Regions from separate parts of the Homo sapiens genome. Here region 2 is linked to region 1. A link is a contact called in ENCODE Hi-C or POLR2A ChIA-PET data. All regions are on one chromosome and are shown on one strand. Each heading gives the region's core, a stretch centred on a gene start or an enhancer-like site at or near the end of the contact. The rest is flanking DNA. Distances are from core to core; before and after follow the strand shown. Region 1 overlaps LAMC1 (laminin subunit gamma 1). Region 2 has its middle 9.0 kb from the start of SHCBP1L.

What was found. A loop is a pair of places that touch in the nucleus more often than their neighbours do. ChIA-PET counts read pairs that join two places held with the same protein, here RNA polymerase II (POLR2A). Pooled maps may share reads with other maps.
Region 2: a map with no recorded cell type shows a loop between it and region 1 (5-fold over the local background). The contact joins two enhancer-like sites. A Hi-C loop is called at or near these places in 1 of 37 single-sample maps with no recorded cell type and 3 of 50 pooled maps. POLR2A ChIA-PET finds 5 or more read pairs at or near these places in 3 of 52 experiments (Caco-2, PC-9 and activated T-cell).

The regions. Positions count from the first base shown.
Region 1 is chr1:183,044,861-183,051,638 of GRCh38, reverse strand. All of the region lies in intron 1 of LAMC1 (laminin subunit gamma 1), which reads right to left. Among named protein-coding and RNA genes, the nearest start is that of LAMC1, 25 kb to the right of the region's middle. RefSeq lists a silencer at 6,219-6,419. Within about 2 kb of position 2,783, at least 2 of the 41 ENCODE cell types and tissues checked have a DNase peak (open chromatin) inside an H3K27ac peak, as active enhancers do.
Region 2 is chr1:182,958,769-182,965,546 of GRCh38, reverse strand. It overlaps the pseudogene KRT18P28. Among named protein-coding and RNA genes, the nearest start is that of SHCBP1L, 9.0 kb to the right of the region's middle. RefSeq lists an enhancer at 2,679-2,973. Within about 2 kb of position 2,831, at least 7 of the 41 ENCODE cell types and tissues checked have a DNase peak (open chromatin) inside an H3K27ac peak, as active enhancers do.

The DNA of each region.
Region 1 (6,778 bases), core at 1,534-4,033:
CATAGGCACTCCAACTCAATAATCCCAGAGACTCAGTAAGTGTTCCAGTTATCTACTGCTGCACAACAAGCTACTCCAAAGCTCAGTGGCTTAAAACAACCACCATTTTTATCTCATGATTTTGAGAGTCAAGAATTTGGGAAGGGTTCAGCTGGATGATTCGTGTACTCCACACGGTATTGACTGAAGTCACACAGTGGTACTCAGCTGCCAGGTGGGCTCATCTGCCTGGTGCCTTGATGGGGATGGAGGAAAGGCTGGACAGAGCTAGGAATGCTCACCAGAAATGCCTGCTCATGTCCTGTCAAATATGGTGGTCTCAGGATAGTTGAACTTCTAGAAGGCAGTTCAGGATCCAAAAGGCAGGTGGAAGCTGCCCATCCTCTCAAAGGCTAAGCCTAGAACTGCCATATCATCACACATACTGTCCCATATTGGTTAAAGCAGTCACAGCCCAGTCCACACACAAAAGGAGGAGTGTCAAAGCATCTGTGGTCATCTTTAATCCATCATAACAATCAAAATCAGAGTTGCATCCTAGACAGCTGTGACTTATTAACTATTGAATATTGAAAAGTAAACACCTCAGATAAAAAAATAATTTGAAAGGAGAAGAGGAAAGGTAATTCTCAGAGGAACAGATATTCTCATAACCTGCTAACTCAGAATTTAGGACTGTAACATCTAAAGGCCTTAAAAATATCCACGTCTTTTAATTCAGTAATTCTTTTTTTTTTTTTTTTTTTTGAGATGGAGTTTCACTCCTGTTGCCCAGGCTGGAATGCAACAGCACGATCTTGGCTCATTGCAACCTCCACCTCCCAGGTTCAAGCGATTCTCCTGCCTCAGCCTCCCAGGTACCTGAGATAACAGGCATGCACCACCAGACTCAGCTAATTTTGTATTTTTAGTAGAGACGGGGTTTCACCATGTTGGTCAGGCTGGTCTCGAACTCCTGACCTCATGTGATCCACCAGCCTCAGCCTCCCAAAGTGCTGGGATTACAGGCGTGAGCCACCGAGCCTGGCCCAGTGATTCTATCTTTAAGAATCTGAGAGGCCAGGCACGGTGGCTCACGCCTGTAATCCCAGCACTTTGGGAGGCCGAGGCGGGCAGATCACGAGGTCAGGAGATCGAGACCATCCTGGCTAACGTGGTGAAACCCCTTCTCTACTAAAAATACAAAAAAATTAGCCAGGCATGGTAGCGGGTGCCTGTAGTCCCAGCTACTTGGGAGGCTGAGGCAGGAGAATGGCGTGAACCTGGGAGGTGGCGCTTGCAGTGAGCCGAGATCACGCCACTGCATTCCAGCCTGGGCGAGAGTGAGACTCTGTCTCAAAAAAAAAAAAAAAAAAAAGAATCTGAGAAAACAAGCAGAAACATTGATAAAGTGAGGTAAATATATCAAAGAACTATTACAACAGTCACAATGTAGAAGTAATTTCTAATAAGAGATAGGGTTAAATAGAGACAACACTATCTTTCAAAAGATGACTAAACAACATAATAAAAGCTCACATGGAGAGTACACAATATAACCAACACCAACTTTGAAATCTGATTGATAAAGGTCAACTGGCAGATAACACTACCTTGAGTGGGAACGACATCTTTAGCACATAAGATTCTAAGTGTATTATGCAAGGAGACTGAATTTGAAAAAAATAATGCACGGAAACACATGTGAAATGGTATCTACTACAGATTTGATTTACTATTGATGCTGCCCAAACTATTCCTATTATGCCCAGTTTAAAAAATAAAGAACACAATTGACACAAAGGAAGAAAATCCAGAATGATTTTTTTTTTTTGTTTTAGTTTGGTGAGAATGGGAGAGTATGGTATTTAAGGAGATAAGAAAACAGACACTTTTGGCTTGGCATGGTGGCTCACGCCTGTCATCCCAGCACTCTCAGAGGCCAAGGCAGGTGGATCACTTGGGGTCAGGAGTTTCAGACCAGCCTGGCCAACATGGTGAAACCCCGTCTCTACTAAAATTACAAAAATGAGCTGGGCATGGTGGCACATGCCTGTAATCCCAGCTACACGGGAGGCTGAGGCAGGAGAATTGCTTGAACCCGGGAAGCGGAGGTTGCAGTGAGCTGAGATCACACCACTGCACTTCAGCCTGGGCGACAGAGCTAAACTCCGTCTCAAAAACAAAAAAAAAAAACAAAAAAACCTTAAATTCAAAATTGGAGAAAATAGTTACAAGAAAATAAATCAAGAATATGGTATTGACACAACCTCTGTAGATAAACTTAAAAAATTAGATTTCTTTTACCACAATTATACAATTTTTTAAAAAGACTTCTGCCACAACTTATTCTAATACTGTAATTACAATCAGACCAGTATTAAAGTCTTTCCATTTCTGTATGTCTTCTCTACACCTGGGGATGCTATAGATGGCATTTTACCAAGAAAAATATTAAGATGATTCTGCTGAGAACTATTTAAAGAGCAGTTGTATACAACAAATATGAAGATTTAGTAAGAAAACTTGGAGAATTTGCTCCAAATTTAGTTTCTTCTATAAGAGTGGGAAAGTAGACTAGAAATATCAGCAAACATTTCTGGAGTACACATTAGATGCAAAGAACTATATTAATAATAAAGACAGGAAGAAATTCAAGATGTAGTCCCTGCCATCATATCTCCAGTTGGTGAGACAATATATATACCACAATGTTAATACTAGGTAACAACTTGGCTAAGAATCTGAATAGGAGGAAGTGATACCTGGTATTTTCGAGAGGGCTTTGGCTTCCTGTGTACAACAGAGCGGAAGGGAGAGAGAATATAGGGGCAGAAGACTATTTAAAAGACACGTGTGAGGATGAGGTGCTGTAAAGTGAAGATTTTCAAGCCCAACAGACACTCATGTCCCCAATACTATAACAAATATTTTAAAATGCTTCTCCTTTACCATCCCAAAATAAAACTCATAAATTATATAATCTACAACATATATAACTTACAAGTGGGGTGGGTGGTGTACATGTGTGTAGCTCTAACTATAACATAAAGCAGAAGTTAAAAGGAAATACACGCCTTTTAATAGGTAATAGCTCAGGGATTACTATACTAGAATGTATAACAAAGCTATCAGACATTTGTACTTATTTATAACAAGTTTATACTTTTAAAAACAGAATTGGATGTCATTCTGTACAAGGCATACAGGAAATGAAAGGATAGAGCTATAGGTGGACACTGCAATAAAAATCATTGTTGGGAAACGTAGCACCAGCAGATTTACCTGTATGTTTTAAGATAAAGAGGACATTTTAACTAAGTAGGTATAACAGGTCAGAACAAATTACACTGAGGGACAATGACGTATCTCTGCCAACTTTATCAGCATGTTTCCTTGTAAAATGTTCACTTACTCTTAGTGATTTCATTGTTCCGTAAGAAGAAACAAGGTAGACACAGTAATAGCTATTCACATTTAGGAAAAGATGGTTGAAAGCAAATTTCAAAATTTCAGCTACTATCAACACTTTTATTTACATTTGATATTTTAGAAAAAAAGAGGCTAAGAATATACAAATTGGTACACAGATTCACTCTGATTGCTAGAAAAGCAGACTGATTTACATATGTGTTGTATGGGCAACTTGAATATCATGAGAGGCAGCGTTGGCAGAGATGGGGCCTTCCGAATTGGTGAACTAACTCTCGGTAAGCTAAAAAAATATTTATATACATGGTGGTTGTATTCATGGGAAATTACATATAATAAAGTTATGAAAAAAACTGTTTATGTGTAAAGACAAAGTTATGTTCTAGGCTCAGGTATTTATAATCAGGTTTTTTAATAGCACAAATGTCCCGTGAGAAATCCAAAAGTTAGGCAGGATTTGGGCAATTCTTTGTTGTATGGGACTGTCTCCCATCCCCTCCAATTCCCCACAATCCCCTCCTGTCCACTAAATACCCCTACGGGGACAGTACCACACTCATTTGAGAACTACTTCTGTAGTGTTTACAGACAAATTACACATGGGTCTATCTATCCCCAAAACTTAAAAGACTCATATCTATCACATTTTACAAGACAACATTTTAACAAGGTCCCATACATTCAACACTCTTTGTTCCAAGTCTTTTAAATGCAATCCTTTCTCAGATGATAAATAAGGTTTCAGAGGGCGTTAGACAGTTTTGAAGAGAAAGAGACAAAAGAGCTTAAAATGCATGATCCACAGAATTGATATAAAAATATAAAGACTGACCTAAAATATCTCAGAAGCTTGAGAAATTTATCACACTCTGTAATTGAGTGATTTAGTTATGAAGAACAAAACAAAACCCAAGTCCCTCTATCAATGCTTCCTTGAGTTACCACTGGTTCAGTTTGCTTTGTTTTTTAGGGAAATACATGTATTAATCAAATCTCCAGTGAATTTTATGAATAGAAATGTTTCCATTTTCCAGATTACCACTTATTGCATCAAACAGTATGAACAGCAACTAATTTGGTAGCTAATTTTACCAAAAAGGTGAATAATATCTGTATACTACCTAATTTGATATTTTAGAGCTATTTTAATTAACTGAAACCTGTACCCAAAACATTTCTTAAAATGGCCTTACAGCAAAAGAAGTTGAAAACTAAGCTGAAAGAAACTGTTAGTATCATACCTCTTTACAAAAAAAGTGAGGTAGCTTACAGAAATAAATATTATGCAACAGAATTAAGAATGGCCTTCATAATTATAAAAGAGATAAACTTTAAAACATATCTCACCTATCAAATTAGCAGAGCTTTATAAAGGCATAATATTTAAGGGGAATTTTTTTAAATGTATTCTGTATATTGTTCTAATCAACAGAGAAAAAAGTAAAAGAGTTAAGGCTTGGTAAGGAGAAACAAAACTGTCATTATTACAGATGATGACTACCTACATATAAACCCAATAGAAGCTAAAGACAAATTATTAGAATAAAACAATTAAGCAAGTGGTTATAAGGTCAACACACACAAAAAAAGTTTTATTTTTATATACCAGTGACAAAAGAGTTAGAAAGTGTAATTCAGAAAAAATTATAATAGCAATAAAAAATAAAATGTATCTAGGAATAAATCCATCAGGAAAAGAGCAAGGCTCATGAGGAGAAAACTATTAAATATTATTGGAGTTAAACAGAGAAGATATAAATTATACCATGTTCATGGAGAAAAAAATCAATAATAAAGATGTCAATTCAATCCAAATGGATACACAAACTCAATGCAACTTCAATCGAGATGCAAACAGCTTACTGAGGAACTTGACAACCTGATTCTAAATTTTACATGGATAAGCACAGGCCTAAACATAGCTAAGATATTTCTAAAATAGAAGAATAAGTTGGAAAGGAAATTGTCCTAGCAGATAAAGACAATGCACATGAATCGACTCCAGATAAACTTAAATGTAGAAAGGCAAAACTTCAGAAGATCCTTAAAAGAAAATATAAGGAAAGACTTCTTACATAAGACTCAAAAGGGCTAACAGAAAAAGTACCCACAAATGTGATCGCATTAAAATTAAGACATTTTGTTCAAAAGATATCACAGAAAAAATGTAAAAGACAAATTATACACTGGACACACTGGAAGATAAGGAAAACACATAACTGACAAAGGATTAGTATAAAGAATATATGAAGAATTCTACAAATCAATAAGGGAAAGAAAACATGATGAGACATTTTGCGGAGAGGAAATATGAAAGACCAATAAACACATGAAAAGATACTCTCCTTTATAAATAAAACCACTAAGATACAATTTTATACCACCAAATGATCAAAATTTGAGAATTCTCACAATACCCAATGTGGATCAACAGGCCTATTAACACTGCTAGTTGAGCATCTAAACTAGCACGATCACTCTGGGAAACAATTTGCATTATTTTATAACATTGAAAAACTCATGTATTATGACCCAGCAACCCAGGTAGAGAGAATCTCACACATAGGCATCAGGAGACATGTGTGAGAATGCCCATAGAAGCGTTCTATTCGTAAAACAACAACAACAACAAAAAATCCATCAGCAGGATAATCAAAAGCTTAGGTGTAGTATAATCTTAACTAGACAGGAATGCAAATGAATGAACTACAGCTACACTTCAAAAATATACTGAACTTTTTTTTCAATTGGCAAGTTGCCAATTACCACATATAGAATACCATTTTTACAAAGCTCAAAAACAAACAATACATTGTTTAGGAATTACAAAACTATTTTCTTTTAAAAGCAAAAGACTAAAACATAAAATCCATGGTAGTAGATACCTGGGGTGAGGAAAATTGGAAGAAATGTCCCTAGAGTTACTAATCTACTTCATATGGAAACTTTTATTTCTACTCCATATTTATGTGCACTAAAACAGAATACTTGGCTGCATAAACAATTATCTATTTTACCTTGTATTGACTTGCAAGTACAAAACAATAATTCATACTAATCAACTGGCCATATACATTTAAAACAAAAAAAGCCAAAAAAAAAAAACCTACTGAGAAGATTCTAGTTGTTACTGGTGAGCACTTGGTAATTATTAGCCTAGGTGACAACAGAATTTCCTCTCTGAGAAATAATCCCTGGGTTCACTGGAAATCAGTATTAAGAATGTACAAGGGAAGTATTACATTTTAATAACCTTCAAATGACAAGAAGAAGGCTTTAGTGGATCTTTTTTTTTTTTTAAGCATTGAGACACCAACTTCATGACACTTTACAATTAATATAACAGAAACGTTTAAAAGTCTCAGTG
Region 2 (6,778 bases), core at 1,582-4,081, 86 kb after region 1:
CATTCACAGATGGAGAAACCGAAGTTCAAAAAGGCAAACAAATTTCTTGAGGTTGCATAGCTAGAAAGGGGTTGAGCTGGGATCTGCGTCCATACAGTCTGTCTCCAAAGCCTGAAGACTAAACCACTAGCCTGGACTGGCTTCCATAGCTCTTTCCCCCAAAGTGTACTGTCTGATGTTCCTTAGCAATATGACAAAAGATGTCTCACAGCTCCAGAAGTGCCCTCTGAAAAGGCTTTTCCCTGGGAATTCCATAGACTTATGGTTCAGCAACAAGAACAGAAGAGCTTGTCTAAGCCTTTCCTTTTCAGGGAAACATTTGCTTTCTCCTGGTATAATGACCCTTTTCTCTTTTCATATAGTTCCACAGGTTTCAAAACTTACACAAAGAGCTACTGTTTGATTCTTTAAAATATATTTTTCTCATTATGAAGGAAATACATGCCAATTGAAAACTTCCTAAAGAAAGAAAACATAGAAATACATAAAGAACCACATAAAAATCTCCTAAAACTCCAGAGATAACTGTTAACATTTTTGTGCATTTTCATTTAGGACGTACAGCTTCATAGTGTGTTTTTTCCTATGTGGTTAGGTGGTGAACATTTTCCCATAATTCTTGAGGGCGACAACTATGTATATCTTGAGCAATGTTATATTTCCAGGGCCCAGAACAGAACCTGGCATATAACAATTAGCACCTAATTAGTAATATCTAATTATTTTATTTAATAAATATTTGTTGAATGAATGAGTGACATATGTTCCTCCAAAACGTTTTAAAAGGCCACATAACTATGAATCTATGAAATAAAATGTAACTGTCAAATCACATTAAGATAGTGCATAACTCACTTTTAGAGGTTTCCCCAGGTGAAGGCAAAGTAGTAACACAAAAAGAGCTCTGGGGCAGGAGTCAGGCAGGCAGCCTCTAGCTTAGAGCAGCCGTTATAGGCGTAACAATACAGGCTCCATTTTACTTCCTAACACTGCGGTTTCTTCACTAGTACTATGAAGGAGTTGACTGAACTGTTTGCTAAGATTCCCTTCGATGTTTACACTATGTCTTTATTTTATTTTATTTTATTTTGAGACAGAGTCTCACTCTGTTGCCCAGGCTGGAGTGCAGTGGTGCAGTCATGGCTCACTGCTGCCTTGACCTCCAGGGCTCAAACTATCCTCCGGCTTCAGCCTTCCGAGCAGCTGGGACTACAGGCACTCGCTGCCACACCTGGCTAATTTCTTTTGTATTTGTAGAGATGGAGTTTCACCATGTTGCCCAGGCTGGTCTCAAACTCTTGGCTCACCCACCTCGGCCTCCCAAAGTGCTGGGACTACAGGTGTGAGCCACCGTACCCAGCCCAAGTGTGTCCTTTTTTAGTCTTTGAAAGAGTGTTCCAGTTTTTTAAAAGATGCAGAAGTAGTATGTAAATATATTTTATTTTAAAACTTTCAAGTAATACAGAATTACATAGGGTAAAATATGAAATTGAAATTCCTCTTTTACAACCACCCCCTTCCCAATACCACTCTCCTCAAAGACTACAACTGGTACAGTTTGGTGTCTGTATGTTCTTCCATCCTTTTTCTATGCTTGAATATATGTCCAAATACAAACGTGTAATTGAAAAGAAACACAAATGGAATCATATGATACGTATTATTCTGAGAATTGCTTCTCTCCCTCCCCTTCTCTACAGTATACCTTTGGGGCCTTTTCTGAGTCAGGGCACCTAGATTGACTTCATTTTGACAATATGAATACATCATTGGTTATTTAACGATTCCACTAGTGCTAGACATGGGCTGTTTCCAGTTTTACACCACTATAAACAATGCTACAATAAATATCCTCGTATTGCATAGCATAGTGGTTAAGAGCAGGGGCGTTGGGATCCATGCATTCGAATCCTGGCTCCACCTCTTCACAGCTGTTACTTAACCTGTCCCTGCCTCAGCTTCCTCATCAATAAAATGGGGATCGCCAGGCTGTTTTTAGAGATAAATTAGTCAACGTATGTAAAGTTCTTGAACTGCACCTACCACAGTAAGTGCTAAATGCTATTATCATTATTATTAAAACTACTATAAATAAAATTTTTGTGTGCATGTGCAGCATTTCGGGGGAACTTATATCTAGAGATGGAATTGCTGGGTTGAAATTATGCACACTTAAAATTTTGAAAGTTTTTTTTTTTTAACAAGATGCCTTCCAATAAGATTTTAACTATTTCTATTTCCATCAACAGTGGTTGAGAGTGTCTGTTGTCTTCTGCCGTTGATACCCCAGTTATTATACATTTTAAGTGTCTGCTCCATTATTAGATATTTATACACTGTTCAAATTGTAGGCTAATTAGCTGATGTTATTCTTAGTGTCTTTTCCTATCAAAATTGAAACCTAAGACTTCTGATAGTTAAGACAAGTTTGGGCCATTGGCTTTTCACCAGGGTAGCTTTAGTCGGAAGTTTTAGGTTGTGTCTTGTCCATACCCAGTACTGCCTCTCCTTAGTGGAGTTCATGTGCCCTTAAACATGTATGGTGATTCTTTCTTTTTTGTGTGGTTTATGTAAAATGAAATTAAAATCATTGTTTACCTCCCAAAGAGCTGAAAACAAAAGCAGAACACAAAACAAGTATCAAGGGGTTAGTACACATTATGAAATGTTGAAGATTTAGCAGAACATCACGTCTGAGGTGAAAGAAGTGTTATATGTTACGGAAATGTGTCCGAGCTTGCCCTTTAGCAAAGTGCTGTGCTGTTGTCTTCTGAGTCAGGACTTAAAGCTATGCCTGGCTGAATGCTTCAGGCTCCACCCAGCCCTTTGGGATTGCGGGGGGGCCCTTCAATAGCCCGAAAGCTCTCTAGTGCTCTCCTCTGGTCAAAATAAGGAGGTACAGGCTTCAAAGAACTGTTGTGTTTCTTACTGCCATTGAGTATTTGTTTCCAAAGTGTTTGTTTGTTTGTTTGTTTAGTTTTTTTGTGGTTTACAAAGTTAATGTCAAAGAGTTGAGGAGGAAAAAAATTAGTGTTCTAAGAGAGAAAAATTATTTGTGAATAAATGGCCGAATGAAGTGTTCATTAATACTTATTTTTTCAATTGAGGAAAACAAAAGGAAAAAGAAATACAATTACATTTCACAGCATCCTGGTGTGCACCTCCAAAATAATACAAACCAAATCTCCACCATACAAAACTTCCAAAATACCTAAATCCCCAGTGTACTTATTTAGTGTTTTCTGACTGATGTGAGCCTTATTTATTCTTACATAGGGAAATATGAAAATAATGTGTTAGTATTAAAGACTTCCTAAAACTGTGTTACTACTAATTTATCTATGTTCTTTATAACTGAACTGTACCCTGGGAATGACTTGGTGATGGAAAAAACTTTCCTTATTTTGCAGCTGTCAAAGTCCAAGATTTTCCTTTTGACCTCCTTCAGATCTTTACTCAAACATCATCTTACGGGTGAGACCTTCCCTCTCTGCTCTGTACAAAAATTATATCCCGGGCCTACTCTCCAAAATGTCCTCATCCCTGCTCTGCCCTATCCATCTCCATATTTTTATCATTCTCCATAGCACCTAACTGTCACATAATGTGCCATAAATTTTATTTCTAAAAATTGAGATATAATTCACATACCATACGGTTCACCCATTTAAGCATACAATTCAATGGTTTCAGTTCTCAGAGTTGGGCAGTCATCATCACAATCAATTATAGTACATTCTCATCACCCCAGAAAGAAATCCTGGGCCCATTAGCAGTCAGCTCCCATTCCTTTTCAAACTCTGCCCCTCTTCCCTGGCAACCCCCAACCCCCAGCCCTAGGCAACCACTAATGTACTTTCTGTCTCTATTGATTTGCCTATTCTGGACATTTTATATAAATGGGATCATATGTTATATGGGTTTCTGTGACCTCATTTTCTGTCATTTAGCATGTTTTCAAGGTTCATCCATGTTGTAGTATGTATCAGCAGTACTTTATTCCTTTTTAAATAGCCAAATAGTATTCTACTGTATGGCTATACCACATTTTATTTATCTGTTTATCAGTTGATTGACATTTAAGTTCTTTCCACTTTATAGCTATTATAAATAATTCTGCTATGGATGTGAATGTACAAGTTTTGGGGTAGATATGTGTTTTTATTTTCTTGACAATTTTACGTAAAAAATCATGTTTATTGTCTGTCTTCAGCACCAGCACCAAATACCATGCCAGCACAGAATAGGTGCTCAATACATATCTGTAAAATAAATGAGCTATTCTCTCTCCTCTGCAGAATCTCAAGCGTGTTGCCAACGAGATTCTTCAGTTTGTTTTAATTTTGGTCCTAACTTTTTACCTAAAGCCAGTTTAGGTGACTCTTTGTAACATGGCTTATGCATATCTCTACAGCCTGAGTTTTTGTCCCAAATTGTCCTCTACTCCTGCTATATTCAGCTACCTAGACCAAGTTCTTCTACCCCTGGATAAAGCCACTAACTACTCTCTCTGCTTAGAATATTTACCTTACTCCATCCCCGCATTCTGTCCCTGCTTTAGGTGCCTATAGTTTCCTTCTCTTTCATAACTCAGCCCACCTGGGAATTTTATCTGCTAACAGAAGTAGAAATTAATTACATTCTTTTTGGGAAACGGCTTGGCAATACTGAGAGCGTTAAAATGTTTCTACATCTTGACTCAGTAATCCCACCTTCCCCTAGAGGAATATCTGAAATATAAGCAAAAGCTTATGCACAAAGATATTCAAAATGGCATAGTTGATGCTATAGAAATTAGTGTAGCCCAAATGCTTGAAAATATAAGGTTATACAAATTATATTTATACCAAGAAATTACATGCCACTCTTGAAAATTATGTGTTTAAGTAATTTTTAATGATATGAAAATGCTTATCTAAATAGAAAAACAAACTATAAAATTTAATATGATCTAAACTTTGTAATAGTGTGATAGAAAAAAAAATACTAAAAGAAAATATACCAAAATCTAGTAGTAGTTATTGCTGAGCATTGGAATTACAGTTCATTTAAGTTTTCTTCTTTCTTATGCTTTTCTGTATTGTCCAAATTGGCTCAGGGTAGAGGCATTGCTTTCATAATTAGTAAAAAGTAGGTCGTCGGCAAAGCCGGAGTCCTGTCTTCTTATTCTCCTCTGCAGACAGCATGAACTTCACCACTCGCTCCACCTCCACCAACTACCAGTCCCTGGGCTCTGTCCAGGCGCCCAGCTATGGCCCTCCGCCAGTCAGCAGCACAGCCAGCGTCTATGCAGGCGTCGGGGGCTCTGGTTCCCAAATCTCCATGTCCCGCTCCACCAGCTTCCAGGGCGGCATGGGGTCCGGGGGCCTGGCCGCGGGGATGGCTGGGGGTCTGGCAGAAATGGGAGGCATCCAGAATGAAAAGGAGCCCATGCAAAGCCTGAACCACCACCTGGCCTTCTACCTGGACAGAGTGAGGAGCCTGGAGACCAAGAACCGGAAGCTGGAGAGCAAAATCCGGGAGCACCTGGAGAAGAAGGGACCCAGGTCAGAGACTGGAGCCATTACTTCAAGACCATCAAGGATTTGAGGGCTCAGATCTTCGCAAATACTGTGGATAATGCCTGCACTGTTCTGCAGATCGACAATGCCCATCTTGCTGCTGATGACTTTAGAGTCAAGTATGAGACAGAGCTGGCCATGCGCCAGTCTGTGGAGAGTGACATCCAGGGGCTCCGCAAGGCCATTGATGACACCAGTGTCACTCGGCTGCAGCTGGAGACAGAGATCGAGGCTCTCAAGGAGGAGCTGCTCTTCATGAAGAAGAACCACGAAGAGGAAGTAAAAGGCCGACAAGCCCAGATTGTCAGCTCTGGGTTGACCTTGGAGGTAGATGCCCTCAAATCTCAGGACCTTGCCAAGATCATGGCAGACATCTGGACCCAATATGACGAGCTGGCTTGGAAGAACCAAGAAGAGCTGGGCAAGTACTGGTCTCAGCAGATTAAGGAGAGGACCACAGTGGTCACCATGCAGTCCACTGAGGTTGGAGTTGCTGAGATGACGCTCATGGAGCTGAGACATACAGTCCAGTCCTTGGAGATCAACCTAGACTTCATAAGAAATCTGAAGCCTAGCTTGGAGAACAGCCTGAGGGAGGCGGAGGCCCACTGCACCCTGCAGATGGAGCAGCTCAATGGGATCCTGCTGCACCTGGAGTCAGAGCTAGCACAGACCTGGGCAGAGGGACAGCGCCAGGCCCAGGAGTATGAGGCCCTGCTGAACATCAAAGTCAAGCTGGAGGCTGAGATCACCACCTACTGCGGCCTGCTGGAAGATGGCAAGGACTTCAATCTTGGTGATACCCTGGACAGGAGCAAGTCCGTGCAAACCATCCAAAAGACCACCACCCGCTGGATAGTGGATGGCAAAGTGGTGTCTGAGACCAACGACACCAAAGTTCTGAGACATTAAACTGGCAGAAGCAGGATACTCTTTGGGGAGCAGGAGGCTAATAAAAAGATCAGAGGTTTAAAAAAAAGCAATAAAAGTTATTTTAGCTCTCTTGCTTCTGCTCCAGCCATGTAAGATGTGCCTGCTTCCTCTTTTCCTTCCGCCATGATTGAAAGTTTCCTGAGGCTTCCCCAGAAGCTGAGCAGGTGCCAGCATTGTGCCTCCTGTACAGCCTGTAAAACCGATGGCTCTAGGCAAGATGTTATAGACAAATGAGAATGATGCCATCCCTCAAAATGTTATAAGGACATTTGGGTAGGGACTAT